Regions from separate parts of the Mus musculus genome. Here all the other regions are linked to region 1. Evidence: chromatin loops called from intact Hi-C (ENCODE). Cell type or tissue: gastrocnemius. All regions are shown on one strand. Region 1 holds the start of Tiparp (TCDD-inducible poly(ADP-ribose) polymerase). Region 2 overlaps Gm34576 (a long non-coding RNA gene). Region 3 holds the start of Ssr3 (signal sequence receptor, gamma). Region 4 overlaps Gm34576 (a long non-coding RNA gene). Region 5 overlaps Ssr3 (signal sequence receptor, gamma). Region 6 holds the start of Mir8120 (microRNA 8120). Region 7 has its middle 7.5 kb from the start of Gm34576.

Region 1 (4,000 bases):
ATATTTCTAATAAAGGAGAAAAGTACAATAGGAACTTTACAGCCCAATTCACCCTTCTTCTCATTCAAGGAATACAATCTTACCCTTTCTAGGATAGCCCAGAATGCCTGTCAGTTATGATAGGGGCTCAGCCTGCAGGCTCTAAGGGCCCTCATGATGTTACTGGTCCTTCTGATCAAGTGTGTGAGTCTGTGCTCACATCAGCAGCATGTATACTAAGAAAAGATTAGCATGGACCCTGTGCAAGAATGACATAACAATTCACAGAGCATTCTATAATTTTAAACTTTCATATTCCAAATTTAAAAGTCCTTAATTTTATATGTATGGTATTTCCTACATGTCGGTACTTATGTTTGTGCCTAATACCCATGGAGGTCAGAAGAGGGCATCAGATTCCCTGGAAATCGTTGTTAGCTGCCATGTGGCTGTTGAGAACTGCACATAGGTCCTCTCGGACACAGCATCCAGTGCTCTTAAGTACTGACTGAGCCATCTCTCCAACCCTCCCACCTCCAACTTTTTTTTTTTAAGAGTATGAGTTTCAGGGTTCTAGAAACCAATATTTAAACTAGCTCTGGAATTACATTTAATTATCAGCTCTTAATTGAATTAGGATAAGTTACCCTTAAGTGATCTATAGCCTTTTATATAAAATACCTTCCCCCAGCTGGGCGTGGTGGCACACGCCTTTAATCTCAGCACTCGGGAGGCAGAGGCAGGTGGATTTCTGAGTTCGAGGCCAGCCTTGTCTACAGAGTGAGTTCCAGGACAGCCAGGGCTATAAAGAGAAACCCTGTCTCGAAAAACTAAAAAAAAAAAAAAAAAAAAAAAACAAAAAACCCTTCTCACTTAGATGCTCAACTTGGTCATGTGACTTGCTTGGGTCAGTGACATATTAGTAATCAATTATACTGCTTGCTTATTGAGCCTTGTTTTTTTGGAATGCCCCCATTTTGTAATCCAGATTATCATTTTATGAGGAAGCCCATATCAGCCAGGTAGAGAAGCCACACACAAGAAAACAGACCAACAAGCCTTCTTTTTTTTCCAAGACAGGGTTTCTCTGTGTAGCCCTGGCTGTCCTGGGACTCACTCTGTAGACCAGGCTGGCCTGGAACTCAGAAATCCTCCTGCCTCTGCCTCCCAAGGGCTGGGATTAAAGGCGTGCACCACCACCACCTGGCTTCTCCAGCATTCTTAGATTCCATCTTTGCATTTTCTACATCATTGTCAGCTCATTTGTGCTGAGACACTAGCTTCGACCTTGTGTCCTAAGAGATTTCAGTTAGACTAGGCAGGCCCAGCCTTCAAGCTGTACAGATGAGCTACTGGCACTCTGTCCTGGTGGAATTCCTGAGCAAAGAGCCCGGGATCATGAACAAATCAGTTATGGTTTTAAATAGCTATATTTGGGGGTGATTTGTACATAGCAGTAACTGAAACAGTACTGAAAGTATAAAGAATGTATAAAAAAATTGTTGGAAGAGAATGGAATTTTAAAAGTAGCACGAAAGCAAATTGAACAAACAAAATAGATGAGAGAAAAAAATACGTAGTAAAATGATAGATTTAACCCCAAATATAGTATGTTCAACCGGAGACATGAGGGCTGCATGTGTGTGTCCCAGGATTAAGTTTGGATGCAACCCAACATAAAACCATAAATTTACTTAAAACATTGTTTTTGCAAATATTTTTGGTAATCATTAAGTTAGTAGGTAAAGTTGGGACAGTTTTAAAACGTTGGAAATACTGCAATCTTATTATAGTTTTTTAAAAATAGTTTAATTTTGCTTATATACTAGTCTTTGAATTCTGTCCCAACCTTTCCACTTTAGTCTGAGGGCCTTTACTTGATGCAATTTGAAACAACACTGCTGGGTGATCATTAATCTGGGTTAGCAGTGCCATAAAACTTGGGAACCACAGCCTCTGCTTAGCCTGTTTTTCCAGGATCCCCTTTTTTTTTTTTTTGAATAAGTACGATCTTTTAATTTTTTTTCTTAAATTCGGATTATACAAATTTAATGTTTATTTCCAACTAAAAAAACAACAACAACAAAAAGCTATTGAATACATGAAGTTACAATCCAGATGCCAGTTTCATGTATATTTTTGAGGTTAACTCTCGGTTCCCTAAGTCTCTATGAGTGCAGGGCGTGGGGTCTGGGTGATGAAGGTCGTAGTTCTAAACCTAGTACACGCTCGGCGCGGAAGAGGCGCTCTGACTTGTTAAATGAATTAGTCACTACGTGATCCGTGGGCTGCAAAACACGCGCATAGGCATCTCTATTGTCAAAACCCTAACATTGGCTTCCCCTAGCGGAGGCTGTCCGGGAACAGGCGGCGGGGCGGGCTCAGCCTTCCCGCCCGTACGGCGCGGGGCCGGCGACCCCGTCTGGAGGCAGCGGCGGAGGCGGCCACTCGCTTCCCCCTCGGGATCTGGAGGCGTCTTGAAAGGAGGCAGATAAACAAAGGCAACCGCACCGAAACCGGCCGTTCCGTCTCACAGCCTCTCTCACATCGCGTGCCCGGGTGTCCGCGGAACACGGTGACCCTGCATCTGTCCGCAGGCAGGTGGAGTCCGCCCCACGCGGCGCGCGCCTCCTCTCCTCGCAGGCTCACGGGGGGTGGGAGGTAGCCTCCCCGGCCTCGCGAACCGTCAGAGCCTCGGGGACCCTCGGCCGCTCGCGAGCGGACACTCCCCTCCCTCCTCCTCCTCCTCCCCGGAGCGCCGAGCCGCCGCGCGCCCCTCCGTCCGGAGCACGCGCACGGGAGGCGGGGCCCCAGCTTCCCGGCACTCACTGATCGCCCGGCCCCCTCACCCCACCCCACCCCCTCTCGGCCCCGAAGCTCCTCCCTCCCCGAAGACGAGCCGGCCCGGGGGAGGAGACCGGAAGCCACTTAAAGCAGAGCTGGAGCTGACAGGCGAGCGAGCTGGAGCCTCGAGAGCAGTTGCGGCTTTCAGCGCTCAGGTCCGCGGAATGGCCCGCGCGCCGCTCGCCGCGTCGGCCGCCCACGACCCCTAGACACCGGCCCTCGTCCTCGGCTCGGACCGCTGGCGCAGAGGCGGCCCTCCACGCCGCGCCTGGGCTGCGTTCGAAGGGCGGCTTGCCTGAGGTAAAAGGGGCTGGGGGGTGGGCAGCGAGCGGCGGAGGGACCCCCAGCGGGATGGCGGGCGCCAGCCTCGCCGCCCCGAGTCCCCGTCGGGACAGCGGCGGATCCCTAGACTGCCCGGGAGAGCTGAATGCGCTCGCGTCCGTCGGTGGCGGGGTGGGATCGGGTTCAGCGCCGGGAGCTGGGCAGGTGGATAGATGGACTGGCGCCGCAGGGCTTGCGGGGCCGCCCGCGACTCCTCTCGGGGGGTTGCAGCCGGGGCAGCCCCTGCGGGAGGGCTCGGCGCTGCGGGAGCGTTCCGGCCGGCGCGCGTTCCGGGCTGCAGCCCAGAAGTTTGCAGGCTGTGTTCGAGTTAACTTTGAGTGCCGCACCGGTTCCCCTTCCTTTTCCCCGCCACCCGGAGTGTCCGCTGCGGCTCGGCCCTGCAAGCTCCGGGACTCGCCAGCCGGTCCTCGGGAAGGAGGCAGGGCCGGGGTGGGGGGGAATTCATTGTGGACTCGCCTTGAGTGGCTTCGGGGAGGCGGGGAGGTCGGGTCCTGAGGAAGGTGGGCCGGGAGTGAGGGGGCGCCCGGGTCCCTGAGGACAAGGTGAGGGCGGGGATGCTCACCCTCTCGGCGAAGTGCGGAGCCCGGTGGAACGGGCGCGGCGGGAGGTCGTGGCTGCGCGGAGCGCGGCCGGCAGGAGGCGTCGCTCGGACCCGGGCGTCTCACTCCTTGGCTGTTTGGAGCCGGCGGTTTCCATGGAAGGTGTGACCAGCTCGTGGTGCCAGACGACCGGGGCGTCACGAGGTGAAGGGTGGCGCGATTGGGTTGCCCGCTGCGGGCGACCGGAGGAAACGACCTTCCAATCTTTTTATTTTTCTGTTATGCAAACTAATTGA
Region 2 (4,000 bases), 75 kb before region 1:
TGCTCTGAGAACCCCACTGGCACCCACCGGCACAGGTGATCATGCCAGTCCTTCTGTTTTCACATTGCCAGACAGGAGTCTCTGCCATGTAGCTGCTTCCATTTGGAGCTAGAATATTTCCCCAAGGTCCATGTGTTAAAGACTTGGTCCCAGCTTGACATCATGGGGAGGTGATAGAAACTTTAAGAGGTAGGTTCTAATCATATGTCTTCAGTCAATCAGAAACCTTTATTCAAAGGTTCAGTGGGACCCTTTAGTCCCCACCCCAGGACACTCTCCCACTGTGAAAGGGGCAAGCAGTATTGTTCAGCCATACATTTCCACCAAAATATGCTGCCTCAACAGAGTCAAGTAGTGATCCTGAACTGAAACTTCTGAAACCCTGAGCCCAAATATTTTCTCTTAAATATACTTTCTCTTAAATAATTTTCTGTTAAAAAACCCACCCCAACTTGGGTGTTGGATAGGGCCTTGCTCTCACCCTTTGCTGGACAAATCTGAGTGCCTAGTGCTGCTGGCTGGAGCATGCTTCCTGGGCTTGGGATCAGACGATATTAAGCTAATGGCTAACAGCCTTTGGGATTCCGGACTTACTGTCTTTAGGCCTCAGGGGGCTTTTGGTCTTGGAGTTGTTGACTTGTTTCTCCTCCAGGCCTTTATGTGCCCCTTAAAAAAAAAAAAACAACTTGTTTAGACATGTATGTTCAAATGTGTGTGGGTACACATATATGTTCATAAACATGCAAAAAAGTTGATGACAGCTGTCTCCTCTACAGCTGCCGACCTTACATATTGAGGCAGGGTCTCTCCCCTGTAGCCAGGGATCACTATCTTGGCTAGTCTGGATAAGCAGCTGTCTCTGGGGATTCCTTGTCTCTACCTCCCTTGCATTGGCATTACAGACAGGCCAACTGGCTATTATGTAGGTCCTAGGGATCCAAACTCTCTTCATCATGCTTGCATGCTAAAACTTTCACTAATAGTGCCATCTCCCTAGGCCCTTTTATGAACTTCTCAACAAAGATCGGGTTCCTTAGAAACTTGGCATTCATCCCAAGAGAACTCTGATCTTTGAGATTAGACTTTCTTGATGTAATTTCTGTGCCGTTTTAATGAATAGTGTATATGGTGTGACTCTTGGACTTGGCTCTGTCTAGACTATAACCCGCGGCTCCCTGTTCTTTAATATTGATAGTGTAAAAGTCTAAAATATCCTCTGTTAGCTGGACGCACCACAGAGACTCCAAAAGCCTCACTGGAGATTCTGTGCCCTTACCAGAGATGGAACTGTCATCTGGACAAAGACTCCTATCTGCCTTGATCCCTTATCCACTGAATCTGCTACATGTTACATGATCCTCAGCCTAACAGGATTTTATATCCCTACAAACCCATAAAATTATTTAAACAAGCCAGTTACATCAGGAGCCAGGGTCACCCAGCCCTTAGTTACTGGGAAAGCTGGAGGTGGTACATTGTGGCTAGGTGGTCACTGAGCAGAAATTGCCTATCTCTCCTGCAGACCTGTACCTTCCTTGAGTGGACACAAGATAAAGGTTAGGACAGCTTAGTGCTGATGAGTCAGAATAGGTTAGTCCTTCATAATTTCTGTTTTTCAAAGGCCTATCAGATGATCCTGGGCCAGAAGGCTGACGACTGATGCTCCAATTTCCTGTCTCACTTGGGGCTGTATAAGTAGGCAGCTGTCTCTACAATTTGTCTCAGTTCTGGAAGCTGTGTTAGGCTTCCTATATCTTCAGATAATGTTGGTCATTCTCAGATTTCTGATGGGGTTGGAAGACTACTTATAGTCTCATAGCCAACCCAAGCTATTTACATCGAGAGAACAGATTTGAGAGGATGGTTTTCAGATGGCTTACAATCTAAAGCCAGGACATAAGTAAGGTGTAGAATTATTAGTCTTTTAATTTAGGGCAGATGACAGTATTCTATTTTATCAACAAAAAATGTTGGACTGAGTGTTAGGTCTATCTTGTACTTTATAAATTACAAAATGGTAATAGTTGTGCTCGATTTATATCTGAGGTAAAAGAGTCTTTTAAGTGAACAGAAAGGGGGAAGTTTTGTGCATGGCCCTGGTGCTGCCTGTATTTTGATGTTAATTCTGCTTGCCCAGAGGGCCTGTTTGGAACAAGGAATGAATGAGTCATATACTCAGGTGACTCCTGGTGAACCATCCCCTAATGATAATCAATCACTGGGTGAGTAGGCAGGACTTCCAGGTTGGACAAGAGAGGAAGCAGGAGAGAATTAGGGACTTTTTGGACAGGGATAGTGTAAGGACAAGATGTAGCTGCTAATGTCTCCTGGTTTCAATGGTGGATGCGCCAGGATTTAGATTTTATAGGGCTTACATTGAGTTACCATTGTTTCTGAACTAAGTCTGTGTGGCATTTCCCTTCACAAGGCGGTTTGACTGGGTTCAAGAGACAAAGGTACAGCGGCAAAGCGGGTTTGCCTAATGTGCACCACAAAGGCCATGGAGGTTTTGTAGCATGGGGCTGGCATGGTAGAGACCTGCCAATGGGAACTTAGCGAGCTGGGTGGAGAGATTTTGGAGCTCTGAGTCAGAAAGTCTCCATGAGATAAGAACTGGCTGGTGAGACTGCCGGGACGGAGAATAGCAGGGTGTAGTACGGGAATATGCCATTCTTTTTAATATTTCCCTCAAGAAAATCTTGCTTCTCATAGCACATGCTGGCTTGCTCTATTCTGGAGTGCAGCTTCCCTGTGATCCAATGTGAGTGGGGTAGGGGGGAAGTACCCCTCCCAAAACTATATATACAACCAATAAACCACCGTCAACCTCAACTGTCCAGTCCTATGTTCAGCCACCTCACACTGTGTAAAGCAGGCAGGTGCCTCTTTCAACAAAAGTTTGTGCAGTAGGCAACCAGAACGGCATCCTACACACAGCTGACACTCAAACTGCCTTCATTATCTCACTTCATCCTATGAAATTTCTAATGAGGTAGAAAAGTGGAAATGACCAAATCTCTTCTGCACATGATTATAGATCTGTTTTCCTTACAAATAATCCTTCAGAATCAACCATATCAACAGTTTCTACTTGCTCTCCCCTCAATGTGTGTGTGTGTGTGTGTGTGTGTGTGTGTGTGTTCGTTCATGCATGTGTGGAGCCAGAGGTCAGTCTCAGGTGTTACTCTTCAGTAGTTGCCCTGTCCACCATATTTTTAAGGCAGAGTGTCTTTCTAGAACCTAAAACCAATTAAGGTAGCCTGTCTGGCCAGCAAGCTCTAGGGTTCAAGCTATCTCCATTTCCCCTGCACTACAATTCCATGCCAACACCACCATTTGCTTTGGGTTCTTAGAATTTGAACTCAGGTCCACATGCTTGTGTAACAAATATTACTGACTGAGCTATTTTCCCATCCCCTATTGTTCTAATTCTTTCGAGCAATATTTCCTTCTGATCACCATACTACACAGCAATAAAAGCAAACAAAATGACTTTAAACCAAATATGTGGGATTAGATTTTTCTAAACATACTTTATTTAGGGTTCTTGGACACATTAACTTCTTTTCTAGCCTACCAACCAGAGGTTAGGGTAGAAAGATGGTTAATACGACAGTGAGGTTATGGACCTGTTTAGAAGTAGTTCTTTGGGGCAATTCTAATCTTCATTGTCAGGATATCAGAAGTCCAGTCCAATAGCAAACACCAAACTGTAGCAGCAGCCGGATCCAGCAGAAACCACAAGGCTCAGCCAAATCTGCATGAGTCATTGGGAGTGGCAAGAATCAGCTGGAATACCACGAGAAGTTCTTTAGCACATTTCTCTCTACAAAGTGAAGACCAGAGAAGCTTCGCATGGCATCACCATGCAAGAGCATCCTTTCGCTGTCTGTGGGGTTCTACTCACACTCTTCCCAAACATCAAGCGACCTCTAAAGCGTCTGCTTCAGCCAAACATCCTCTCACACAACAGCTTCCAGAAAAACCATCACATGGCACA
Region 3 (4,000 bases), 140 kb before region 1:
CTGCTATATCAATCTAAACAAAACTAGTTTCTAGTCAAGTGTGGATACTGTGAGAAATTTTAAAACAGTAAATAGATGACAAATTTAAGATCGGAATACCTACTGCCTTTAAAAAATTACTTTAGAAGCTCAAGAGAAGGCTCAATAGTTAAGAGTACACATTGCTCTTGCAGAAGAGCTGAGTTCAGTTCCCAGCACCTCTATCAGGTGGCTCAGAACTATGTGCAATTCCAGTTCCAGAAATCTATCACTATCTTCTGGCCCCTCAGGCAAGAGACACACCAAACCACAGACACAAACACACAAGCGCAGTTCAAAAGTAAAAGAGTTAATTATTTTTAAAAAAAATAATAATACTTCAAAGAAAAACCTAAAAGGCCCTATTGAACAAATAAGGGAATAGCCTGCTACACCCTCCTGTTTTATTTTTAGGAAAGCAGAGTACACAAGTGCTTAAAACATAAAAATTTACTGAGGTAAAACTTAGGTTTTCCAGGCTGGAGATATGGCTTAGTGGTTAAAGAACACTAACTGCTCTTCTAGAGGTCCTGAGTTCCATTCCCAGCCACCAAATGGTGGCTCATAGAATATATGTAATGGGATCCAATGCTATCTTCTAGTGTGTCTGAAAACAGCTATAGTATACTCATATAAAAATTTTTTAAAAAGAAAGAACTTTGTGTAAAAAAAAAAAAAAACTTGGGTTTTCTTCTCCTAAAGCTAGTAAAATAATTCGTCTTATACGTGATCTTGAAATTCAAGAAATAGGGTTGTCTTCTACAGTGAATAGACTTACAAGATTAAAAAAAAAAAAAAAAAAAGTAACTGGCATTGAAAATGTCAGAGAATTTTTAATTTTTTGCTTCCAAAATTAGTAAATGGGCAGCCTAAAATAATTTCTAGAAAGAAATCCACTGAGTTTCGGAAACATTCATTGATTTAATAGACTTGTTTTTCTGACCAAACCATCAATTGAAGACTGGGAATGAATATTCAAACTCCACCCTCAAAACCTATTTCCACAGAAGTGTCATATGGTTCACGATTAACTACATACACATTTCAAACTAATGCTTATAAATCATGTTTAAGACCCCCTAACATAAAATATGCAGACTGGGGTTGGGTTTAGGGTACTTACTTGTGCTTCAGAACAAATTTTACATTCTTGTACGCGAAGGCTACTAAGTAAGTGCTTACTAAGGTCATCACACTGTAGAGCACAGCAGACTGGATGAGATCCATATGCCATATTCTCCAATACAACCCTGAGATAAGACAAAAGCAAGGGACACACAACATCACTGCCCCATTGCACATGCCAGACTACAGCTAAGCCAGGTAAATGAGAGTCAGTAAATCCCACCCAGTATCCGAAAAACTTCACTAGAGGTGAGATAGACAATAAACTGGGTTTGTCCCAGTTCAGGGCTTTCCCAGTACAGAAAGGTAGGCTGTGGGGATATTGCTAGTCTAGAAATTTCATCTTCTAACTTGAGAACAAACTGGGAGTGGGGATTACAAATAATAACAATTTCACTCATGGAATACTAGGAAGTTAAAACACGGGCCATTTTAAATCAACCGCTGTCCCAAAACTTTGGTTAACTTGCTGACGTGGCTGCTCACTGAAATCCAAACAATGCTTTGTCGGGCCAGTGAACCCAGGGGGCTCCACACCACATTCACTGCAAGCTGAGCTTTTTACAAGGCCAAAATAACAAAGAACTTTTTTTGGACATGATTGGCCTGCAGCACTGCGGCAGTGCGGGTCAGGAGACAGGAAACTCGGAAAACCTGGACTTGGAGACAGTTTTGGCCTTCAAGTGGGCAGTTTCTCATTCAATCGAGAAGGCTCGAGCTGCTCTCTAGGAGTTATTGAAATCCTAAACAAGGCTGATCGCGGACCTCGGGCAAGGCCTAACTTGGCATTCTGCACGTCCAAAGGATGCTCGGGAGTAAGGGGAGGTTTGCCACGGGTCACGCTGCTAATTCAGTGAAGGTTTATCAGTGGCTCCCCCGCCCGGTTCATTAAAGACATCCTAGTGTCCAACAGTGGTGAGGAGAAGGGCAGTGTACCAAAAAGAGATTCCGGGCCAGAACCCGCGCCCGGCTCAGAAGCACGCCGCGAGTGACTTCCCGAGGACGCTGCTCCGGACACTAGGCCTCCCCGCCGCGCCCGCCACGTCCCCGCCGCCACCGCCGCCCGCCCGAAGCTCACAGATGGGGATGGCAGACACGATGAACGCGTTCCCGAAGAACAGCGCCGACGATTTGGCCGACAGGTTGCGGCTGAAATCCTGAAGGAGCAGGTCCTCCTCGGACTGCTGCTTGGAGCCGCCTTTGGGAGCCATGGCCGAGCTGAAGACTGGAGGCCGGGAGCAGGGAGGCAGGGAAGGTTCAGAAGGCCGCGTATCCGCCCGCGACCCGTCAGCGCAACGCGGAGGCGGGACTCCGCAGGGTACGCTGCTTCGGGATTGGCCATCTTGCCGTCGTTTCACAAGCGTCGAGGTACGATTGGGCATGCGAACAAGACTTCCGCATCCTTCAGGGTACGTGGCGCCTCAATGCCACAAAGAATGAAGGGATTTGTAGTTTAGTGTGTAGTTTAGAGCTGCTCTCTAACTCGCCTGCCTCAGTCTCCAGAGACAGGCTTGGATAATCGAAATGAGCAACCATACAAGCAGTACTGTTTTAACTAACTAACCAGCTAGCTAACGAACTAACTAACGTTATTGGTATTTCATTCCACATGTGCACTTTATATTTCTTTTTAAATTTATTACATTGATTGAACAATTGGCTCATTGGTTGATTGATGATTAGTTGATTGATTGATTGGTTGGAGGGCCGTGCCACAACGTTGTCAGAACACAACTTGAGGAAGTTAGTTGTCTACTTTTACTTTCTGGGTCCCAGAGATTGAACCAAATTGTCACGTTTGTGTCTTTACCCTCTGAGCCATCTGCATGGTTTAATTTATTATTATTATTATTATTATTATTATTATTATTATTATTACTATTACATCATTTTAATCAACAAAGCCTCTTAGCCTCTAAAAGACTCTCTCATTACAGTCTTTAGAATTGGAAAATAAAAAAACTCTTGTGGAGTTTTACTCCTGGCCCAGACCCGCGGCGGAAGCGAGCCATGGCTGTCTATCACGGGATGCTGCGCTTCGGGAGGCTGTGTATCGCGAGCCTGGGGGCGCGGGGCCCCCGGACGCTGCTCACTCGCCCTCGGCCGAACTCGAAGTTGCAGAGTGTCCGCGCTCTCAGTTCTGGAATGGTGAACTGCACCAACCCCTTGCCCATTGGAGGCCTCAGCTACATTCAGGGCCACACCGACTCCCATCTTGTGAACACAACTGTGGGCGAGTGCCTTGACGCCACAGCGCAGAGGTTCCCCGACAGAGAGGCTTTGGTTATCCTCCATGAAAACATCAGGCTGAACTTTGCGCAGCTCAAGGAGGAGGTGGACAAAGCTGCTTCTGGTCTTCTGAGCATTGGCCTCCGCAAGGGTGACCGGCTGGGCATGCAGGGACCCAACTCCTATGCCTGGGTACTTATTCAGCTGGCTACTGCCCAGGCAGGCATCATCCTGGTGTCTGTGAACCCAGCCTACCAGTCCTCAGAACTGGAATATGTCCTCAGAAAGGTAGGCTGCAAAGGTATTGTGTTTCCCAAACAATTCAAGACCCAGCAGTACTACGACATCCTGAAGCAGGTCTGTCCTGAGCTGGAAAAGGCTCAGCCAGGGGCCTTGAAGAGTGAGAGACTCCCAGACCTGACTACAGTCATCTCCGTGGATGCCCCTCTGCCGGGGACCCTGCTCCTGGATAACATCGTGGCAGCCGGTGGCAAGGAACAGAACCTAGCCCAGCTGCGGTACAACCAGCGGTTCTTGTCCTGCTACGACCCCATCAACATCCAGTTCACCTCGGGGACAACTGGAAACCCCAAGGGGGCCACTCTTTCCCACCACAACATCGTAAACA
Region 4 (4,000 bases), 56 kb before region 1:
GTCCTCTGCTACAGCTTCTGCCTCCAGGCTCCTGCCTTGGGTTCCTAATCTGACTTTCCTCAGTGATGAATTATAAACTGTAAGCTAAAATAAACTATTCCCTCCCCAAGTTGCTTTTGGTTGTGATGTTTTTATCACAGCAACAGAAAGGCCCTTTAAAAACAAACCATAAGGCAGTCTGTCCCTGTGAGCAAAGGTGGCTTTTGAAAGCATCTACTTAGCAGCTAACAGTGACAATGGGGAGGGGTTGGGGGAGGGGTTGGGGGAGGGGGGGGAAGACAGTTTAATTATACAACATGTTAGAAGGTCAGTGCCTGGAGAGAACAGAAGGAAGAACAAGTTTTGGTCTTATAGAAAACGCCCGTGGCAGGCTCCACTAAGACAGTGAGATTATGTTACAGATCTTGGAGTTCTTCCATGACTAGATGTCCAAATGATACCAGGAAAACTGGGGTTCCCCCTCTTAGGCTTCTTAATCTCATTGATAAAAGAATGTAAGAATGAACTCAAGCAGACGCCCAAGGTCAATTTTATTAGTACTAAAAGAAAAACTCCCAAGGGAGGCAAGCTGTAAACCTTGTAAACTCCTTAAGAGGAAGAGAGTGGAGAACAGAAGGGAAAAGGAGAAAGAATGGAAAAGAGAAGGGGGGAAGCTATGCTACCGGAGTTACCAACATGGAAGCTTGTCTCCTGGCAACAGGCAGCCATATGGTGGAGACGGGGACTTTAGAAAAACAGGAAGGAAGCCTAAAGTGTCAAGAAAAGTACTTGGGTTTTGACCAACATTCAAACAACAACAACAACAATCAAGAAACAGGAAAGTTGCACTCAAAAAGGTGGACAGACCCACCAAAGCTCACAGCAAGTCATGGTGGTCGATAGGATCTATGTGAGGGCAGGAATTCATTAAGGGAAGAAAAGGTATAATATCTCTTTTTTCTTTTCTTTTTCCCCCCCCCCCCCCCCCCCCCCGTTGGTTTTTCGAGACAGGATTTCTCTGTATAGCCCTGGCTGTCCTGGAACTCACTCTGTAGACCAGACTGGCCTCGAACACAGAAATCTGCCTGTCTCTTAGTATTTCATCAGAAGATTAATTATAATTAATTTCTTTTGCATGACTTAAGGTGAGCCTCCCTCCCTAGGGGTGGCCCCTTGGCCTGTTAATTTACCTGTCCCAACTGGAGTGCTAGGTTTCCACCCAGGTCAGAGAGATTCTATTCTCTATAACAACAGAAATTTTTCCTTAATGGGCCTTTAATGTAACCTTATCAATACCAATGATAGTGATATGAAGTGGCTGGCTCCTGCATGTCTTGAAGGTCAAGTCAGTGGATTAAATTTTGGGTTGTGGAGACATGAGGAGCATTTAAATGGACAGTCAGTATAAGAGCAACTACAAAGTGAGCCAAGAAAAGGAGAAGCCCAGGTCCTTACAGCATACCAATTCTTCAAAGTGAGCTTTGAAACCCTGGTTTTAGACTGAATACAAGTAAAGTTGTGTTGGGATCTAATTCATTCAAAATTTAGTTATGATGTGATTGTATGAACAGTTAATTAAGGTGAGTGAAACTAATGTGTGTATAAGATTAATCTACTCTTTGCAATGTTTATGGAAAAGATACACTACATTAGGGGACTGGAGTGATATTTGAGTGTTTAAAGGCCCAGACTACTCTTCCATAGGACCTGAGCTCCATTCCCAGCACCTATGTCAGGAAGTTCACAATAGTGTATATCTATTCCAAAGGGCATCTGCTATCTCTTCCTTCTGGGACAGCAGCATTGAATGCACATACCCTGCCCCCTATACATACCTATACATATACATATCCTATGCATACACTCATATACATGATAAAATAAATCTTTATTTTATTTTCTGTCTTTTAAGATAGTGTTTCTCTGGCTGTCCTGGAACTCACTTTGTAGACCAGGCTGGTCTCATTCTCAGAAGATCTGCCTGTCTCGGCCTTCCAAGTGCTGGGACTAAAGGCGTGTACCACCGTGCACAGTTTAAAACTTTAGAAAAAAAAAAAGATACATTTCATTAGGTTAAAGATTTACGGTCTAGTACTAGAGTTATTCTGGTGACAGGAGTGTGAACAACTCATTTAAGCCTGTTACCCTTAACTTTTTCACCGATAAGTTAGAACAAATGCCTCTTTTCTTTCTGCATATATATTGTTTTCAATTGAGTCTGTAATTGGCACTAGTTTTGTTTGTCATGGTATTAAGATAATTTCAAGCAGAAATAACTTGAAAAATATTTTTTATTCTTCTCCCTCATACACATCTCAATCTGTAAGGGAAGGACACAGTGCCAACCCGAGGCTCCAGCTGGCAAGAAATCGGAACATGATGCCCCGTCGTCGTCATCCGTTACAGGCTTCCTCTGGAGATTATCCAGTGCACTTCCTAAAGTTCACTGAGAGGTGCTTCACAGACCTGTGACTGGGGATCTCCTGCAGGCATTTCATCTGACTTATTTATTTATTTATTTATTTATTTATTTATTTATTTATTTATTTTTGGTTTTTCGAGACAGGGTTTCTCTGTGCAGTCCTGGCTGTCCTGGAACTCACTCTGTAGACCAGGCTGGCCTTGAACTCAGAAATCCGCCTGCCTCTGCCTCCTGAGTGCTGGGATTAAAGGTGTGAGCCACCACGCCTGGCTTTTATTTTTTTTTTAATCAGCAAAGAAGTCCAGAAAGAGGCAGCTTTCACCTGTGTGGGGTCATGGACCCTGCTGAGAAACTGATGTACAATCTGCTCCATGGGGTCAAAAGGAAAGAGTCATGGCTGCCAAATGAGAAAAGGAGCCCTCACCCTTTAGGTTTTGCTGTTAATGAAAAGGGATGGAAGCCTGTGCCCCATGTCTTTATGCTCAATGTTCTTCATTACACATGTTGCTTTGGTTCATTTTTCCTTTCTTGTTTCTTGTTTTCTAGAGTTAGGGAGGCTCTGTTTTGTTCTTAACCGTATTGTGCGTCATAATTCATATGCTGTAAAATTCAACCATTTAAAACACACAATCCCGTGTTTTTTAAGTATTCAGAGTGGTGTCTCGATCATTAATTCCAGAACTTTTTTCTTCTTTGCACTTTGATAAGACCGTGTACTTACTACAGTCATTTCACTTTCTCTTACCCTTACTTCAATTCTACTTTCTGTCTCAATGGATTTTTATATTTTGGGCAGTTAATATAAATTGAATCATATATCATTCCATTGTTTGTGACTGAGCTTTTTCAACTTAGCATAATGTGTTCAAGGTTTCCTCATATTGTGGCATGAATATGCATGCCATTTCATGGTACTGAGTGTTTTATTCATCATTTGATATACAGTCTTACTTTTGGGCTACTGTGAGTAATTCTGCTTTACGAATGATTGTACAAATTTCTGTGTGAACATTTGTGTGTTCTTGTTTCTCTTGGTATGTATACATTAGGAGACCTGCTGGGTCTTGAAATCACTCCACCTTTTTGAGGAACAGCCAAACAAGTTTTCCAATGGTCACATCATAATATATCTCTAACAGGGATGTGTGCAGGTTCCAGGTTTTCTATCACTTTTCAACATCTGTTATTATCCTTATTTATTATTACAGTCAGCCTACTCTCTTAGTTACTGTTCTGTTGCTAAGGTAAAACTTACAGAAAAAAGGGTTTACCCGGTTCCAGGGGGATAAGATCTATCATTATCATGACAGGGAAGCAACAAACATGGCGGCAGGAACAGCCAAAATATCACATCTTCAACCTCAGACAGGAGATAGAGAACTCAAAAGGGTACAAGTCTTTTGAAACCCCAAAGTCCACCCTCAGTGACACAGGAGCTCTGAGCCTAGAGAGGCAGAGATCTCAGGTCTTGCTTTAGTACTTTAGTAACCAGACCTAGCAACTTTATTGAAAATAGTTTTTCTTCTCACATATTATATTTTGATTAGTTTCAGCTCTCTGCATTCCCTCTCATCCAGATCTATAACCTTTCTGTCTCTC
Region 5 (4,000 bases), 140 kb before region 1:
AGTCAAGCCAGAAACTCTTAAGCTCTAAGTCCACAGACACCTACATATAGTTAATGTTATTTAACTGAGTCTGGTAAGTTTCTGTTTCCACAAGCATACCAGATAGCTTAAAAACACAACAAACTACTGTTTATAGGAAAACTTTCTAAAGGATACACTGTGGGGTTGAAGTTCTTCAGTATAAAGAAGGAAGCAACAATAACCAGAACCAGGAACAGAGTGTTGTTATAGAAGATGGAGAATGTTGTAGCTTCATAATCAGCAACTTCATTCTTCTTCCACAGGATTCTAGAGATACAAGTCAAGTAAGTTTATAAACATGACCAAAACCTTGACATACCAAATGGTTCTCATTCACTAAAAAACAAACCTTTCTTTGTGTTCAAGGGTGAAAATGCATTTTCATTTATTAAATTTAGAGCAAATTATCTCCTTTTTTCTACTGAATTCTGTTTTTCTTATTGATGCTAAATTAACAGTTACTGGGTGTGTTACCATTTCTCCAAACAGCCAAGGCTTCAGTAGAGGGGACTGATACTAACTGCAACTGACATCATTTTGTAAGCTCCTAAAACAGGCATCTTTGTTTAAGAGTCCCAGAAAAGGGACTATCCAACCTGAGGCCTGTGGACCAGCTATATGTGTCCCAGGGCTGCTACAGATGTAGCCTATTTATGGATGATGTCATATCACGTACACATCAAAAGGTTGATGCCCTTAGTTAGAGCTGCACTTAAAACTTGGTCTCAATGGTTGATATGACATAGACTTCTTTGACTTTATCTTCTCTAGAGGCATAGCTTAAGCTCTTAGTTTTACACCCTAAAGAGATAATGCCAAGAATACAGTCACAAACTCACCAAATCTATCTTTAGTTGTCTTTACTGAATTTGAACAAGGAATCTATATAATCTTAAGGAAGATGTTTTTAACTTCCATAAAATTCTTACTTTTAAATCTGTTTTAAATGCTCCCATATGTATCTGCTTTTTATCCAAGAGGCCAAGATAATATTCTGAATGTTTGTGATTAAAGCAGATTTTATTCCACTTGGCTAATTAACTTTACAAAATCATTTTTTAAAGACTAATTATACCCCACTGGTAGGGTATGAAGTCAAATAAACTGATCTGGGTTAACTGACTGGGTTAAGACTTTTCTTCTTTAACAACAACAAAAAAAAAATGTTGAGAATCCACCACACAGATTACAGCAGCTACGTTTCCAGAAGCATTTGTATATATGTACAAATTATTATACTTGGCTGCTTCACTGTGGAGTCATCGTCAAAAAGATTAAAAGTCCCAACTCTAGATGCTTTGTCCTTCCAGGAAGATATTCTACTCTGAAGTCAGATGATACAGAGCCCTCCCACCCACTACCACAAGTAATTGACATTTCTACCTTAGCACATGCTTTAATCCAAATTCAAGAAGCTTGGCTACAGGAGCTAAAATAAAGATAGCATCACCAATCTTCACTATAAAATCTGTAGTCTCATATATACGCTCTATATCTTTGATCTTATAAATGGCACCTACTTAATGAATTTATTCTTCTTTGGGAAACAGGAAGAATGCCACATTAAAGTATAGCCAACAACATTCTGATTTCAAAGACTAAATGAATCTAAACTGTAGGAAAGACACTCTTACGCTGCTCCAAGGAAATCAGGCACAGTAAGCTGCACCTGAATGCTAAAAAATACTCAGAATCAACACAGCTATTTTTAACTCTGGCATAAGACCCAGTGAGCTATGGTATGCTTTTATTCTGCTGATTAAATCATCCCAGTGACATCTGAGCAGGTCTCCCTAACTCTCTTCGTGCCATGACCTGAAACAGAATCACCTCCAAAACAACTGGGATGGAAGTCTGACGATCCAATCCATGATGATACCCCAGCTCCCATGTTACATTAGGCTACATAAGCCAGAACCATCCAAATGTCTTTGAAGCATTTCTAGTCTACCACATACTGGTTATTGTGAAATAATTTAAAAAAAAAAACTCCAAATGTATTCATTACCAATGCCTCTACAAAAGCTTCACTAGTAGAAAATTTAGCTTAGGAGAGTATTTCCCAAGCAATCATTCTTCAGGGACAGCCAACTATGACAGGAGAAAAGAGTAGACTAAACAGAAATTGTTACAAGCAGATAATACTGTCAAAAGAGTTTCAGGAAACCAAGAAGAGTCCCACTTCGGAGCTTGAATCTCTAACTCGCCATTGCTTATTTCCGTCCCTGAGTGGCAAAATACAAACATGCCAAAACAGTTATCAATGGAGCTTGAAGACAAACTGTTGCATCTTTTCTTACATCAAATCTCTTGGAAGCAACATAGCCTCTGGAAACAACTTATCAAATCTTAATGAGTCTCTGATCTGTTATCCAGATTAATCATGAGTCTAGACCTGGGTAAAACTATCTTTGAAGAAAATACTAATAGCACTCATTTCTGTTGTTGGCAAGAGAAATTTTATAATATGCACTTTATACATCAACCTGACAACTTTGAAAAAGCTAAGTTAACAAATGACAGAGAGGTCTCACTCCCAGTTCTTGGACTGGGACTCCCAGTGCTTGGACTCACTTGTGATGACCACCTGAACACCACACTGAAAAAAATCCTGAGACATATCCCAGGAAGAAAAAACAATACACACAGCAGACTGGTGTAGTCTGAGACCTATTTGCCATTTCCAATATGACCATCTCCAAAATCTTAATTTATGTGTCAAGTACTCTGAAATTTAGGTAAAAATAATATGTACTCCAATTTAATATTGTCCTACACAATTCAACAAAGGCACTTTTAGGGTTAGATTCTCCAACTTTTATTCCTACTCAAAATTATGCAAAACCAGCTATGCAGCCAACCCTCATTACTGCTCCCTACAACAGGCCTTTTTTGCCATTTTAATATCGAGTCCTTATTTTTATAAAGTATTCAAAGAAGATAATCAGTTTGTTAATGTTCAGTTCCTTTCCAAACCACTGTAGAAGCATTGTTCATTAAGTTACTTGGTGTTCCTTAAATTAGGATCCACTTGATAAAGTCCTTCCAAGGGCCAGTGCCAGGAAGCCTTCCTTTCTGCAGGGCTTGCTTGCTGCTTTCCATCAGAGTAAAACCAGCATGACCTCACATGCTTCCTGAGCACTCTGACTCACAAGTAAGTACAGTGCTCAAACACTAGAGGTAATTCCACAGTCCTCATTTAAACAGCTTTCCTTGCTTTTAAATGCTGCTTGGTCTTATAAAATTCTATTACTTCATAAGGCTCACACAAAGTCTTCCTGGAGGAAATGCAGTGAAAGTCCCACAAAGCACAGTGCTAAAGCTTAAGATCCATGAAAGTAAACTATGCACCATGCTGCTATTAAACACCTGGTACACAGGGTGGCCTCAAACTCACAGATTTGCTTGCCTCGCACCAATTTATTTCATCAATTTGGGACTCAGGCAGTTCATACTATGTAGGGTTTTTTTGTTTTGTTTTGTTTTGTTTGGGGGGGGGGTGTCGAGGTGGGGGTGGGAGGGAGAAGAGAGTTAACAAACATACCACCACAACCTCAATCAACAAAGGACAATCCCAGTTCTTTCTTTCCCCCAGACAGTGTATCAAGTATTCATACATGCATGGATACCCCTGGGGAATTTCAATATCAAAACTACTAAAAATGTTAACATAATACCCTGTACCCTACAGATTTGGGTTAAACAACATACAAGCTCTGTTGCTTCCTAAATTCCAGTAAAACAGTTACTGGCATAAGCTTCCAACTTGGACAGTCTATTACCATGGATCTATGTATCAACAAACAAGTCACCAAGCCTTCTAATGCCTGTTTTCCTTGGGTGTAAAATGGAGATCACAACAGCACCTACTCTCTCAGTCTTTGTGCCTGTGATTATAATTATATCATCTGTCTCCCTTCCCTTTTTCTCTACACCCCCTCCCATGAATGCCCCTGGGCTCCCTTTCAAATTCACAGCC
Region 6 (4,000 bases), 130 kb after region 1:
TTTGTTCCAGAGGACAAATCACTCTGCTGCAAGCCTCGAGGTGCCTTTGTTCACATTATCAAGAGAGACTTCCCTTGTCGGGAGGATGCAAAAGCACACGTCTCTGTCAGACTGGAGATCAGTTCCTATTCGCCTCCTCTCCAGGTGTCAGCATGCAATCCGTAATGTGAACAACAGTGTAGGATCCTGGCCTTAAAGTGACGACAGAGGACATTAAGAAAAATTAGGGTAGCTATGAAGAGAAGAAAGACAGATAGTATCATATGCTTTTTGTTTTGTATTTTAGATTTGACTTTGAACCCAAAGCTCCCCACCCACAGTGCAAGTGTTCCACTACTGAGTCAAATCCTTGCCCTGCTTTATAATTTTCTAAATGGAAGAGATTGGCTACAGTATCTGCTTTCTGATTCCAGTCAAAATTGGCTAACTGCATTGTCTGACGCTTCCGCTCCATTTCAGAAAGCTCCTCTCTGTTGACTGTCCTTTTCTTCTCAAAGGTCCTCTACTGAGAGCTTCAAAAGGAGACAAGATTTTTACATTTACACAAAGATGTGTGCAAGGCATTAGTATTCCTTCCGTGCTTTGCATTTCAATAGAGACCATTTACACATTGAGCAATCGGTTTTGTCTGCAAGACGCCCAACTTTAACAATCCCTCACACAGTCAGTCTCAATGGATTTAATACATTTCTAATCCTAGATACCCGGGCATGAAGCAGCAGAAAAGTATATCAGGAAGGTCTCTTTCCTTTAAGATTCTATGAATCAAAAGACTGATCAAAAACTTGACTGTAAGTCAAATATTTGATGTAATGATATATTCAGCTTCTTATTCCATAAGTCAGTGCTTGATAAACCCTATCAAATAAAATTGACATCACAGTTTTAAACATTATACTTTTTTAGTTTTTTTGAACAGTTTGTAATAATTGAATATATGCCCTCTTTCTATAAACATCTCAAAGCACCTGTGGTAGGTAAAAGTTGCCGCCGCCCTGGAATGCTGGGAGTCTAATTTACACTTTACCAGAGAGGCATGATTCACTTACTGCAGAGCTGCAATCATCAGAGGGTATCCCATACACATTCATTCATTCATTCATTCATCCAAGATTTTATTTTGATGCTGTGTGCTAGGCACTTAGGTTCGTCTTTACTGAAGTCGCATCACGTGAACTCGCATCACGTGAACGTCACATCTGCAGAAGAGTCTTTCGAAATTCCAGGTTGCGATTTTTCATGGTGTTTAATCCTACTTCATAACTGACTGACCTACCAGTGAACTGCTAGTATACTAAGAAGATGCCTGAAGTACAAAACTGCCAGATACACTACTTAGTCTATGTGTAGATGGTAGTCACATGTCTATAACATAAGGCATTCTTGACGTTTTCCTGGCGTAAATGCTAGCGTTTTAAAATGCTTAATTAGAAGTTTCCGCCACGTATTGTTGAGCCTGCTCAAGATGTTCAAGACCGTGAAAAGCTGAATGTAATGGCCTTGTTAGTTAGAAGCTGGAATTTTTTTCCAGTTCATTGTTCTTTTAAGTAATCCGTTTGTACCCATACGCTTAGCTGAATTCATAATTATTTCCTTTGCTAAACCAGGACTCCAGACTTGAGTGCATAAATTAAATTTCACGCACACATCCGAAGGACTGCTTAGCGAAATAGTATAAACAAATTAAAGGCCCCCTTTAATGATCTTTGATTTCCATGATAGTAGTCTTTGAAGTTACCTACTCGGCACAGTGGTTTTTTCAGTGTGACTAGAAAGCTGCCTAATAGAATCCCGCTTGCTAACTCTGCAGGTTGCGCTTTGTGTGGCTTTCTTCCCCCCACTGCCTCACCACTCCCTTGGAATAGTTCTGACGCCTCAGAAGGCCGGAGCCTGGAAGGGGCAGGACCACCCCAGCTCCTGCCACCCGAATCCCGTGGGGCAGCCGTGGCCACCCGGGCAGAGTCTGCGCCGGGTCGGGTGGTGGCTGCGTGACTGGCTGCACTCCCCACCCCGACGCTGTGGTTATGCAAACTGATCTCATCGCTGTTGCTCACGACACGCGCTTCCCGTCGCCTGCACGCGGCGTAACCAGATGCACGCCCCTGGGTCTCAGAGCAGCGAGCCAGAGCTGCAGATAAACCCGGCCAGGTCGCCACGACCTCCCTCGATTCCCTTTGTCATTCCTCAAGTTACCTCCATCCCGCCCCAAAGGTCACAAGGACAGAAACTTCCCCGCCCGATCCTGGTGCTCAGAGATCCTCAGCCCCTCCCCCTGCCCCCTGCACTCGCACAGCTGCCACCCTGTCCCATGTCTACAGGAGCTCCTCCGGGTTTCGGGATCCGTCCTCCCTGCCTGTTCTGTCCTTGTCGCCGACTTGCGTGTGCCTTGCAACTTCCGAGCCGGAAACTTCCTGGCCGGCTAAGGAGCAGGGCACCCCCTCCGGCTAGAGAAGGCGTCCGGAATAGGATTCCTCCGCGGATTACGCGGCGCCATCGGCACGCAAGGCCAGCCTGGGCGGCCAGGAAGCCCCGGGAGCGCACGCGAGCGGCGGCGGGAGGCCCGGGCTTGCGTGACCCGCCGGCTCCCAGCAGCACGCACTTCGTGCTGGGGGCACAGGTGCTGCAGGGCGGAGCCGCCGTCCACTTTACAACCCGGGGACCGCAGTCACGATAGGTTTGTGGGTGGGGCAGCCAGTTCACCGTGTCTTGGTGTTATCGGAACACCGGTAACCTGGGCAGTAAAACCTGCTCAGACAGATGCATTAATCCAGTCGGGAGCCGGAGCTGCTCTGTCAATAGCAATAAGCCGCAGAAACTTTCTAAGGAATGGGTTAGGCCCAGAGGCACAGTTCACAAGTCCCGAGATGTGCTGACAAAGGAAGCAGAACAAGGCAGAGGCGTTGGGATGCAAGTGTTGCTCATTGGAACAAAACTTCATTTCAGAAAACAGTCGTGATCCTTTGGTCTCATCCTTCCCAGAAGCACTCCCCCCCCCCCCCCCCCCCGTGCGCCCATTGCCATAACTGGAGAACTCTTCATTGTGATGACTCAAAAGCTCAAAGGAAATTAAGGGAACACACAGGTTTTAAGAGTGCTGAATCTAAGTAAACTCTTAGGCAAAATTATGTGACCAAAAAGTGTTTTTCATGCAGCTATTTATGGAGATTTGAAGATTTCAGAAGGAAAACATTGACACCCAGTTTAACACAAAACCACTCCATTAAACTGGAAACGTGGAAAACCTCACACCAATCTCCTTTCTGTAACTTTGACTTTGGTGAACTTGTCCCTTTATTCCCCTAGGGTAGCATTAGGGGCCTATGGTGCCCAGTCCCTCATCTCCCATCCCCTCCACACACGCGCATTACTAAGGAAGCAGGGTTCTCCTGGGCTGGCATTAAGTGAACGTAGTTAATGTTTGCCTTCTCCTGCGCACAACTGACCCCTTCCCTGGATTCTGATTCTCCTCTAGCTATGTAATTAGAAGTGTCCGTGTGTCCGGTCTTGCCTTTCCTGGTCCCAAACACTTGGTCAAGAGTTTGACCAAGTTGGCTGAAGTTGAACCAGTTGTGTCACCCAACTCCTTGCCTTAGTGATGAGGTTAAAAGGCCAGCATGTGACTCAAAGTGTGTCAAGGAAAGTTACTAAGTTACCTAGGTTGGCCTTGAACTTGTGATCCTCCCAACTCAGCCTACTTGTCCTGCAACAACCCTTCTATCAGCTGTACAATCTTGTGGTTTGAACAAGTTTATTTCACATTTTAGTATTTCTAGTTTCCTTTCTCTTGTACTTACTGTTTCAATGAGGCTCATGTAGCCCAGGCTGGCTTCTAATTTGCTGTGATTTGGACTTCCGATCTTTCTGCCTGGACAGGGATGACTCAAATGACAGACTTGTTATACTATGCCAGCTTTATGTGCTGTTGACGATCACTCAATCCCAGGGCTTTTGAATGACAGACAGGAACTTAGCTACATGCCCAGACGGTAGTATTTCCAGC
Region 7 (4,000 bases), 86 kb before region 1:
CTGTCTCAAAAAAACCAAAAAAACCAACCAACCAACCAAACAAACAAAAAAACAACAAAAAAAATGATGATTCAAAATATGTATCAAGTAAATAAGGATGCAGATGGAACATAGATATGGGGAAATATTATATTCATAGTACAAAATCATTCAAGTTTTGTCTTACTATTTAAAGATGTTGTAAAATATAAAAAGCAGTAAGCAGAAAGTATATGTTATAGACTTATAAAGCAGTGTTGTCTCCACAGTGACAAGGTGGGGTGAAGAACCAGGGATACTGTAATTCAGTATGCAGCACATCTAGGGCGGCTTTGAGACCCTGTATTTCAAAGAAGCATGTATGGAATGCTGACACTGCTGAGCCCAAGCCACAGTTGTAGTATCAGCGTTTAAATCATAAATGTAGTTTAAAGTAATAGTATACTATTAACTTAGTAGTATAAGGTGATAGTAATACTAGATACTAGCTTTTGAGTTCTCTTCTGAGTTCTAGAAGGGTACTTTTCCAGTGGTTATTTATTATCTCTGTCTTTCTGACTGTCTCTCTCTCTCTCTCTCTCTCTCTCTTTCTGTATGTATGTCTGTGTGTCTGCATGTCTGTCTGTCTATGTCCCTGGAGGCTACAAGAGGGTGTCAGATCCCTTCGAGCTGGAGTTACAGGCAGTTGTAAGCCACCAACTTGGATGCTGGGAATCAAACTCTTGGTCCTCTCCAAGGGTAGCAAGTGCTCAGAGCCCACTGAGCCATTTTCCAGTCCCTCTTCCAGGTAGACATTAAATTTATTGCTAGTCACAGAAATTTTGAGAAAAAGAATTCCATTTTAATAAAATCAAAATGACTAATAGTTCGGCTTTTCATCACAATCCTCCAGCCTCTCCATACACTAAGACAGAGCCGAAGTGGGATGATCTGGCCTTTCATTCCCATTATTACTTTATTATTATTTTTTTTAATAAAAGCAAAGCAGTCACGCCAGAGGCCCTGAAAGATGGCCTTTGCGTGGGCCAGTGCAGGTTCTCAGCATGTGCTCTGTTCCCATGTCCTGTCTGTGACCTCATTGTGAGACAGAAAATAATCTGGTCCAGGGATCAAAGCCTGAAATGTATTCTCATTTCCCCACATTCAAAACAAAGCAACTCCGGGCAAAGGATGAATTTCTATCCCATGGTTCTGATGAATAAAAAAAAATACAAAACTCAAACCCAATCTGGCACAACAATATATTCTTAAAGTAGATACCAATGATCAGTGACTTAAAAATAAACATTCATGCGTGTTTCTGTACATAAACTCATAGTCATATGTATACAGATGTTAGCATTTATAACAGATTCAAGCTGCCTATAAGGGAATTAAAATGCAATTAAAATGCAAATACTACTAGTTCACTTCCACATGTGCGCTAACTACTTCACCTTTATATGGTCCTTGTTTTTGTAAAAATTTCAAAGTTTCTAGTTAATCATAAAGCCAAAACAAACAAACAAAAAACAAAACCAACAAAATAAATAAAGAAGATTAGGAATCTTCTGTTGCCAGTCACAGGGTAACAGGCTCCTTCACCTGGTTGAACTGCAGATTTCAAAAATACCTAGCAGTTTAGGGTTCCATCTGCCTGCTCAGTTGGATCTGTTTTGTTTTGCTTAATCGGGGAAATGCCCATATAATCTGCGTATCTGGCATCCCTTGAAAAATCAGGCCTGGCAACACTGGGCACAGATTCCTGCTTGAGCTGCAGTTTCTAGCCCCTGAGGACAGCCATCCCTGCCGACTTCCCCAGCAGGCTTCACTCAGCCTGTCTGGCCCTGGGGGCTAGAGTTTAGAATCGCTCATTTATAAGTAGGGTTTGTGAACAGCCAACATTCACTGTCCTCATTACCATCCCGGGGAAAATCTGGCCAAGTAACTACACTGGAACACTGAGAAGCAGTTTCCTCTCAGCAAAGTGAAAGCAGCTGGCTCACCCAGCTTGGCTCGTTGGGTTTGTGGGAGCTGGGTGTACCCTCATTTAAAGACTTCACATGCCTCAGATGTGCAAGCGACAAATCCGCTGTGTCCACTCCACTTCCCAAACTCTGCAGCTGGTCTTTAGTTGGTAGACTCTTGGCTCAGTCCCTGGGAGACTCATTTCAAGTGCTTAGAGAGGCACCCGTGGTGGTCCAGTTTGCTAGGCCAGTCTTCTGTCCAGGTTGCTAGTGGTTAGAGCCGAAGATCCCCTGAGCCAAAGGGTCGAAAGAATGAATAAGGCACATGGCAAAGAGAGATGTTATCTGGAGAATCAAGTTATGTCTTATAAAATAACAGAGTATTTCTCATTTTAGAGGTGAGGAACAGCCCAGCCCTCTGAGCTTTTATTTATGCAATAAATATTTATTAGACACCAACTTTGTGTTACTCATTGTGATGAACTGGAAACGCAGTAATGACTAGGCTTGGCCCCTGCCCTGGAGAAGTTCATAGGGGAGGGAATTAATCTGCATACTTATAATTCCACAGCAATGTGGGAAGTGACTGGCACCAGCTTAGCGGTGGGCGGAGTTAGAGATCAGTGCTTCAGAACTGGCTAGAAGACTCTACAATATTCCCACCTGATTCCATTCTCTGTCTTGAAACTTACAAAAACAGATTTTTAAAAAAATGTTCTATCACCCACCCCACCCCCCAAACTACCCACACCAAGAAGAGGTACCAAGGCGAGTGGGAGCCCACAGGGAATCCCCAGAGCTTGTGATATCAGGGTTGGGTGGGCACACCCATCCTGGGCTCTGTTGGATGCAAAGGGGCCACTGCTACTCAGCTAGAAACTAGAATTGTTTTAAACATTCATTTTTAAAGTTAGAATTCAAAAACAGTTTAAAAACCCAATATGGATACATTTAAAATAAACTCTCACTGGGAAGTTAAGTTCCTTAGTCTTTGAACTTCACCAGAAGTCTCCCTAAACCTCCTACGCTTTGGGAAATTGAATACATTGTAAACTTGAACACATTCTTAAAAAAGAATCCTCTTAAAGACATAAGTGACTGAGAAACAGTTTGTCTCTCCCGAATCTAATTCTTATGATTCTGATTCACCGCAGGTACTCTGACTTTAAGTCGCCACCGGTCCCTGGCACTTGTCATTTACTTCCAGGCTGGTTTTGCTGCCGTGCCCGGCCGGGTGACTTATCTTTCACTGTCTGCAAAGATTTCCTTCTCTGTTACTCACAGGTGTCCTGTTTGCCCTGCCCAGATTGAGCCAACCACATGAAAGGTTTTGTTTTGATTTTCCATCTCTCTGCCCTCCACACTGCTTCCTTTTTATCCAGCTGCAGCTGAAGAGAAACACATGAGCCGAGAATGGACAGCCTCCCTGGCTTTGGCTTTGAGGGGTTTCTTTCTTTCTTTCTTTCTTTTTTTTTTTTTTTTAGTTTGTTGTTGTTGTTCTGAGAAAATATTTTCATTCTTTAATTATTTTACTGCAACTGCTCCTCTCATTAGGATCCAATTTATGCACAATACGTCGAATTAATTTTAATTACCAGCCATGGACTCTTAACTTCCCTTAGCAACATTGCAGAAGGGACTTCAGCTTCTTCTGTAATGTCTTCTATCCTCTGCTTCTAAATGGTATACGCTACAAAGCCAAGGATGCAAACTGGTGCCTCTAACACAATATCCATATTTTAAGTGTTCTAATATGTTGAAATGCTTTAGGTAAAACTTACTTTCGTTTCTCTAGTCTCTTCCTTGTAACCATTAAAAAAAAAAAAGTGGCATCACCAACTCTGACTCTCCTCTGGAAATGCATTGTCCCTCAGGAACATAAGGAATGTTTCATGCTGGAGTTTTAAGCTGAAGCCTTAATAATTAGTAATGCCTAAACGTGATCTAATTTTATGAGCATGAGGAAAGTGATCATTTATAGTGCCCAAGACAATGCTAGCAGCTGGCATTTCTTAATTGCTTGTTATATGACAGTGTTGCTCAGGTCACTCTGCATCTTCCAGCTAATTTAACTA

Evidence for each region. Hi-C counts contacts between places; a loop is a spot of excess contacts. Peaks named below come from ENCODE experiments on the same cell type or tissue, not always from the same donor. Only the 100,000 strongest peaks of a DNase experiment are listed, where the experiment ranks them.
Region 2: a loop joins it to region 1, with 2.7 times the contacts of the local background. A loop is called at or near these places in 11 of 42 quality-filtered maps.
Region 3: it touches region 1 in a loop (7-fold over the local background); 21 of 42 quality-filtered maps call a loop at or near these places.
Region 4: it touches region 1 in a loop (6-fold over the local background); 4 of 42 quality-filtered maps call a loop at or near these places.
Region 5: it touches region 1 in a loop (6-fold over the local background); 21 of 42 quality-filtered maps call a loop at or near these places.
Region 6: a loop joins it to region 1, with 6 times the contacts of the local background. A loop is called at or near these places in 27 of 42 quality-filtered maps.
Region 7: a loop joins it to region 1, with 2.4 times the contacts of the local background. A loop is called at or near these places in 11 of 42 quality-filtered maps.

The regions. Positions count from the first base shown.
Region 1 is chr3:65,525,510-65,529,509 of GRCm38, forward strand. Tiparp (TCDD-inducible poly(ADP-ribose) polymerase) reads left to right here and starts at 2,938. Exons shown (of 6, transcript NM_178892.5): 1 at 2,938-3,123. 4931440P22Rik (RIKEN cDNA 4931440P22 gene) reads right to left here and starts at 3,905. Exons shown (of 2, transcript NR_027955.1): 1 at 3,728-3,905; 2 at 1,974-3,656. It also overlaps the pseudogene Gm22279. In gastrocnemius, CTCF peaks have their summits at 2,338, 2,539 and 3,783 (motif pointing right); DNase peaks (open chromatin) are centred at 2,436, 2,812, 3,270, 3,530 and 1 more place; H3K4me3 peaks cover 2,113 bases; H3K27ac peaks cover 2,115 bases.
Region 2 is chr3:65,450,746-65,454,745 of GRCm38, forward strand. All of the region lies in intron 1 of Gm34576 (a long non-coding RNA gene), which reads left to right. Among named protein-coding and RNA genes, the nearest start is that of Gm34576, 3.3 kb to the left of the region's middle. In gastrocnemius, no CTCF peak of the experiment used is centred here; no DNase peak of the experiment used is centred here.
Region 3 is chr3:65,390,184-65,394,183 of GRCm38, forward strand. It overlaps Ssr3 (signal sequence receptor, gamma), which reads right to left and starts at 2,370. Exons shown (of 5, transcript NM_026155.3): 1 at 2,222-2,370; 2 at 1,142-1,268. The coding sequence starts at 2,354. It also overlaps the pseudogene Gm5540. In gastrocnemius, no CTCF peak of the experiment used is centred here; DNase peaks (open chromatin) are centred at 1,753 and 2,460; H3K4me3 peaks cover 2,495 bases; H3K27ac peaks cover 2,270 bases.
Region 4 is chr3:65,469,634-65,473,633 of GRCm38, forward strand. All of the region lies in intron 2 of Gm34576 (a long non-coding RNA gene), which reads left to right. Among named protein-coding and RNA genes, the nearest start is that of Gm34576, 22 kb to the left of the region's middle. In gastrocnemius, no CTCF peak of the experiment used is centred here; a DNase peak (open chromatin) is centred at 2,348; H3K27ac peaks cover 602 bases.
Region 5 is chr3:65,382,836-65,386,835 of GRCm38, forward strand. Ssr3 (signal sequence receptor, gamma) reads right to left here. Exons shown (of 5, transcript NM_026155.3): 4 at 157-288. Among named protein-coding and RNA genes, the nearest start is that of Ssr3, 7.7 kb to the right of the region's middle. In gastrocnemius, no CTCF peak of the experiment used is centred here; no DNase peak of the experiment used is centred here; H3K27ac peaks cover 4,000 bases.
Region 6 is chr3:65,656,948-65,660,947 of GRCm38, forward strand. Mir8120 (microRNA 8120) reads left to right here and starts at 2,341; the gene lies at 2,341-2,479. It also overlaps a transcript of Lekr1 not described here. In gastrocnemius, a CTCF peak has its summit at 2,455; DNase peaks (open chromatin) are centred at 2,084 and 2,288; H3K4me3 peaks cover 1,809 bases; H3K27ac peaks cover 1,421 bases.
Region 7 is chr3:65,439,966-65,443,965 of GRCm38, forward strand. No RefSeq gene overlaps it. Among named protein-coding and RNA genes, the nearest start is that of Gm34576, 7.5 kb to the right of the region's middle. In gastrocnemius, no CTCF peak of the experiment used is centred here; a DNase peak (open chromatin) is centred at 1,880; H3K4me3 peaks cover 1,698 bases; H3K27ac peaks cover 3,532 bases.